Regions from separate parts of the Homo sapiens genome. Here region 1 is linked to region 2. Evidence: chromatin loops called from intact Hi-C (ENCODE). Cell type or tissue: Calu3. All regions are shown on one strand. Links, peaks and the distances in the headings refer to the core of each region. The heading gives the core; the rest is flanking DNA.

The links. Peaks named below come from ENCODE experiments on the same cell type or tissue, not always from the same donor. Only the 100,000 strongest peaks of a DNase experiment are listed, where the experiment ranks them.
Region 1: a loop joins it to region 2, with 2.0 times the contacts of the local background. A loop is called at or near these places in 9 of 110 quality-filtered maps.

What each region holds. Positions count from the first base shown.
Region 1 is chr15:43,132,201-43,135,114 of GRCh38, reverse strand. It overlaps TMEM62 (transmembrane protein 62), which reads right to left and starts at 1,529. Exons shown (of 14, transcript NM_024956.4): 1 at 1,133-1,529; 2 at 747-858. The coding sequence starts at 1,312. RefSeq lists silencers at 660-871, 1,062-1,461, 1,682-1,741. In Calu3, for the core only: no CTCF peak of the experiment used is centred there; DNase peaks (open chromatin) are centred at 1,134 and 1,614.
Region 2 is chr15:43,083,803-43,086,716 of GRCh38, reverse strand. It overlaps UBR1 (ubiquitin protein ligase E3 component n-recognin 1), which reads left to right. Exons shown (of 47, transcript NM_174916.3): 2 at 477-733. Among named protein-coding and RNA genes, the nearest start is that of UBR1, 21 kb to the left of the region's middle. In Calu3, for the core only: no CTCF peak of the experiment used is centred there; no DNase peak of the experiment used is centred there.

The sequences.
Region 1 (2,914 bases), core at 140-2,639, 48 kb before region 2:
TGACCAAGTATTATTTTTACAGCAAGAAGCAATGTGGCAGGTGGAATTGGACAACAAAATACCAAAATTTATAGAGAACTAAACAGAAAACTTTTTATGGAGGCTCATCCATTAAATCAGAACTGATACCCTTTCATGTCAGCAGAGATGCTTCAATAAGGTGGATGAGTGATGAATTCCCCAGTAAGCAAGATAGATAGATGCTCCTTTAGCTTCTTCTCCCCATTACAGTTTGAAAGCAAATAAAGTGTTTGAAGAGTCTAGAAAACTTAAGTCATAAAACTATCAAAGGATGAAGAAAAAGTGCCCTGGGTCACCGGAAGCCTCAAACAACTGAAAATATAAGATTAATAATGTAAAGAAAATAGAAAAGTTAGCAAAAGAAGAGAACTTCTGATTCGTGGTTACAGGCTTTTCCCTAATTCTCACAACCAGAACTGTAACAACAACAAGAACAAAAACCAGATACAAATATATCAGACAACAGACTGACATGAGAACCAGGAGCCTTGCTTCTACTGCTTTGACAAAACCTTGCTACGTCAAATCATTTTGCCTGGATCTTGACTCATTCAGTTATCCATAGGCAAAGGGGTTAGAATGTCCAATCTCTTCCACCTCACAGAGCTCACCTGGGGCTGTGGCTATACTGCTCCCAACGTCCCCAAAATGAAAAGCCACAGCCCTGGCTAGAGTTCTACCATGCGGACCACAGACCACCACCACAGCACGGCAAGCCTCCCTACCTGTTGCTAGGACGAGAGCTGGTTGAATGATGTCAATAGTTTCAGAACAGAATTTCTCTAAGTCTACCGCTCTGCCTGGATCTCGAAACCTGCTCAGGTGAATGTCGGATATCTGCCGAAAACAGGTATTGAACAGAGAGATCTGAGCCAGGAAGAGGCAGCATGGGGAGGGGCGGCTCAGCGGCTCTCTCGGGCAGAAGGAAAAGGCAAAGAGGCAATGCATAACGAACCCCCCAGGTAAGGACAGGGCCAGCACTAGACAGAGCCTCGAGTTACAATCTGACTGAGGTCCCCAGCCTGGAGCGTGGGGCCCAACACCCGCAAGGGTCCCACCGCACGGTGCCCGATCTGCACCTGCCTCCCGGCCCGGCTTCCCGCCGCGTCACCTGCAGGCCCCAGAAGATGTTGCTGTCTCCGGGCCCTGGCGCAGGGTGCGGCCTCCTGGGGGGCGCGGGGCGCGGCAGCGGCGAGGGCTGGCCCGCCAGGCCGTAGTGCTCCAAGAGCATGGCCACCAGCGCTGCGGCCGCCAACCCCGCGACCACCCTGAGAGCCAGCACTGCAGCCATGCCGCCCGCCCGCCGGGGCGCGGCCCTCGCTGATCCCGCGCAGGACCGCGCGGCGCTCCCGGGAGCCGCTTTGCCTGCACTTCCGGACTCTATTGTCGCAGGGCCAGAGCTGGATGCGGGGCCGGCGCCGGATGCGGGGCTGGAGCCAGACACTGGGCCTAGGGTGCTGCGCCCGTCAGCCGCCGCCCAGCACCTGCCCCTCTCTGGCCGCGCAAGTGACTGGGCTCGTTTTGCATAAGTAATACGATCACAGAAAAGAGAACCGAAACTCTGAACACCAATGACGGTGGCCGAGTGGTGGCGGGGAAGGAGACCGGGACCAGTGGCCGGGAGGCGGGGGCTAGAGTCCTGGCTCCGCCTTGGTCAGTCACTCCTGACCTCAGTGGGTCGATCTCCTTACCTGTAAAACGGAGTTAATAACACCTTCCGTGCGCACTTTGCAGGGTTGTTGTATCAAAGTGAGAATGTATGAGAACGCCTTTTAAATTGTCTCACAAATGTGTCAGGTGGCTTCCTCTGGCCCCTTCTGATTATTAACGTACCTCCATAGGTTTTCTTTTCTTTCTCTTCCCCTTCCCTCTACCATTCCCCTTTCCTTCACTTCTCAGACAGGGTCTCTATCCCCCAGGCAGGAATGCAGTGGCGCGATCATGGCTCACTGCAGCCTCGACCTCCCTGACCTTAAGTAGCTGGAATTACAGGCTCGCACCACCACGCCCAGCTAATTTTTTAAATATAGTTTTTGTAGAGACTGGGATCTGTCTGTGTTGCCCGGGCTGGCCTCGGAACTCCTAGGTTCAAGCGATCCTCCCGCCTCCGCCTCCCAAAGTGCTGGGACTACAGGCTGAGCCACCGCGCCCGGCAGCATAGGTTTTCTATAGATGTAATTCCTATGTTTTGTGAAAGTTATTTTTCCCTTAAACTGATTTCACATGCACCTGAGTAAATAATATTGCAACACGGTAGTATACCATTCATTTAATAAGTATTAAATACTTCCTATGGGCCAGACCCAGGAGAATTAGATTCAGCCCTACCTTAATTTATCTAACAACTCCCTTATTGTTGATTTTTTAATTGTTTATTATATATTGCTGTTCTGAGTAATTTTTTTCACGTCTTCCCTTTATTGAAAAAAATTTTAGAAAATGGCAGTTAATAAAAGGCACAAACAAATCAACAGGGATATACTAGTGGAAAACACAATATAAAACTAACATGTCATTGGCTTCTTTAATTGGTTAAGAGCACAAAATGTAACAGGCAAAAGGTCTGTTTCAAACAAATTAAAAAGCTATGTGTTTTTTAAATTCTCCCCAAATCAGATATATACACACCCACAAAAATAGTGTGTGAAGGAAAACTGTCATACACAAGAAGTCGTATCCTGAATTCTTCAAGGAAATACATGTGGAAATAGGAATTAACAGAGTCAGCAACAGATTAATTTTTTATTAATTGAGTCTTAAAATGCTACATAGCCCAAAGCTATACTATATAAAGTACTACTAGGTACAAAGGAAAGTCTGTACAGCTTTTAGCAAAACTGCTTTCCCAGAAAAGCAAATTAAAATAATGCAATCAGCAGACCCAGGAGACTAC
Region 2 (2,914 bases), core at 173-2,672:
CTTTTAAAGAGCAGAAGGTTTTACTTCTGATGAGGTCCATTTTATCTAGTTTTTTTCCTTTTATGGTTAGTGCTTTTTGTGTTTACAAAATTTTGGCCTATGTTCATTTCGATCTCTTGTTAAATACTCTGGTTTCCTAAAACAAAATTTTTGATGAATGCATTGTCTGTACAGCCTGTGACTGATAATAGAACCACCTTCACATAGCAGGAATTGGCCATTTCAGAAGGGAAGGATAATTCTTACTACAGCTACTCTTCTTTTTTTTTTTTTTTTTTTCAGATACTGGTGGTATGTGAGCAGTTGCTTATTTCCAAGCTTAATTTTTTTAATCACCCACTTTCCTTCTGTATTGGTGAAAGATGAAATATACTGTAAATTACTTTGAAATTGTAGAATTATGTCATTATTTGTGCCCCTAGATGATTAAGAAGGAACTTGTAAGTCAGTCTAATTTTCATCTTCTTTTCTTTTAGTGGTGGGATCAGCAAGTTGATTTTTATACTGCTTTCTTGCATCATTTGGCACAATTGGTGCCAGAAATTTACTTTGCTGAAATGGACCCAGACTTGGAAAAGCAGGAGGAAAGTGTACAAATGTCAATATTCACTCCACTGGAATGGTACTTATTTGGAGAAGATCCAGATATTTGCTTAGAGAAATTGAAGCACAGTGGAGCATTTCAGCTTTGTGGGAGGGTTTTCAAAAGTGGAGAGACAACCTATTCTTGCAGGTAAGAATTAGAAATTTACAGGATTGATTATAATTATTAAAATCCTTTTTTTTTTTTTTTTTTGAAACAGAGTCTTGCTGTGTGACCCAGGCTGGAGTGCAGTGGTGCGATCTCCGGTCACGTCACTGCAACCTCTGCCTCCCAGGTTCAAGCAATTCTCCTGCCTCAGCCGCCCAAGTAGCTAGGATTACGGGTGCCCGCCACCACGTCTGGCTGGGATTACAGGCACCCGCCACCATGCCTGGCTAATTTTCATATTTTTAGTAGAGACAAGGTTTCACCATGTTGGCTAGGCTGGTCTCAAACTCCTGGCCTCAAGTGATCCACATGCCTCAGCCTCACAAAGTGCTGGGATTACAGGCATGAGTCACTGCATCCTGGCCAAGTATTACAATCTTGGTATTTTGTATCTATTTCACGATGTACTTGTCTTGGTTTATTGCTATTTATAATACATTTAATCTTATTAATTTTCTTTTATTATACCGTTATAGTTTGGTTTTTGCTAGTATAGCTTGTTTCTGAATATATATGTCTTCCAGTTAAATAGTGCTCACTGTTTCTTCCTGTTCTCCAACGGAATGTCAGTGATAAATTTTTGCCTTGTTCATAATATATCCAGTACACTCTTACCTGAAACTCTTTGGGGCCATTTCAGAATTCTGAATACTTCCCCAGCAGAGTCAGGGCGGGACACTGTAATCAAACACAATCTTTCTTTAAGAAATCTGTGAATATTCATAACAAGTAGTATAAATCATGCCTGTAGTCGCATGTCATTTAAAGTAATTTTTTGCCACCAAGTGAGATTTATTGCCAAACCTACAATCCCAAAACCTTTCAGTTTTGGAGCTATTTGGATTTCAGAGTCTGGCATAAGGGATTTTGAACCTGTAGAAACAGTTGTAATTTAGTTGAATAGAAGAGGCCAGCGGCAGGGAAACTGAAAGCAACTTTAGGCTTTTTATTCTTTGTGAGAGCAGTGCCTTAAACTTCGTGACAGCACAGAGAATGTTTTTACTCCTTACCTCTGCCTGAAATTTGAAATTTAGTTTTCCTTCTTAGAGCTAGTTTAGGTTAGGAGTGTAAAGTTTTAAACTTTATAAATACAGAGAATTGTTTTTACTTCCTTATAATTCTAGGCCTAACTGGTTTATGTACAGTTAACAGTTGTTTAGAACATACTATCTTTCTTTATTCTGTTCTTTTCTCAGGGGAAAAAAAATAGCCTTGGCCAGGCGCTGTGGTCATGCCTGTAATCCCAGCACTTTGGGAGGCCGAGGCAGGTGGATCACGAGGTCAGGAGTTCAAGACCAGCCTGGCCAAGATGGGAAACCCCGTCTCTGCTAAAACTACAAAAATTAGCCAGGCATGGTGGTGGGCGCCTGTGATCCGAGCTACTCGGGAGGCTGAGGCAGAGAATTGCTTGAACCCGGGAGACAGAGGTTGTGGTGAGCCGAGATTGTGCCACTGCACTCCAGCCTGGGCAACAGAGCAAGACTCCATCTCAAAAACAAACGAAAAAATAGTCTTTGCATTTTGTGTACCATGTTGCTATATAGTATAGTAAGGGTCATTTATATTCTTACATATTTTTAGCTAAAGCCCAATCAGTTTCAACTAAAGCATGCTAGACATTTGCAGACCTCATGTCTCCAAAAGTTTCATGGAGATATTTTTAGTTGTTACAACTGGGGATGAAGGTACTGGCATCTAGTGTGTAGAGGCCAAGATTCCTGCTAAACATCCTAATGCACAGGACAGTCTGGTTCACCCCCGACAAATGATATCTGGCCCAAAATGTCAGTAGTATTAAGGTTGAAAAATCCTACTCTAAATAGGTCTATAGATGATATATATTTTACAGAATATTATTAGACAACCTATATTTCCTGTTAGCTTTTTAAGTTGTTGTTTTTTGTTTGTTTGTTTGTTTTTGAGACAGAGTTTCGCTCTTATTGCCTAGGCTAGAGTACAGTGGCGCTATCTCAGCTCACCCGCAACCTCCACCTCCCAGGTTCAAGCAATTTTCCTGCCTCAACCTCCTGAGTAGCTGGGCTTGCAGGCAAGCACCACCATGCCTGGCTAATTTTTTGTATTTTTAGTAGAGACGGGGTTTCTCCATGTTGGTCAGGCTGGTCTGGAACTCCCGACCTCAGGTGATCCGCCCACCTTGGCCTC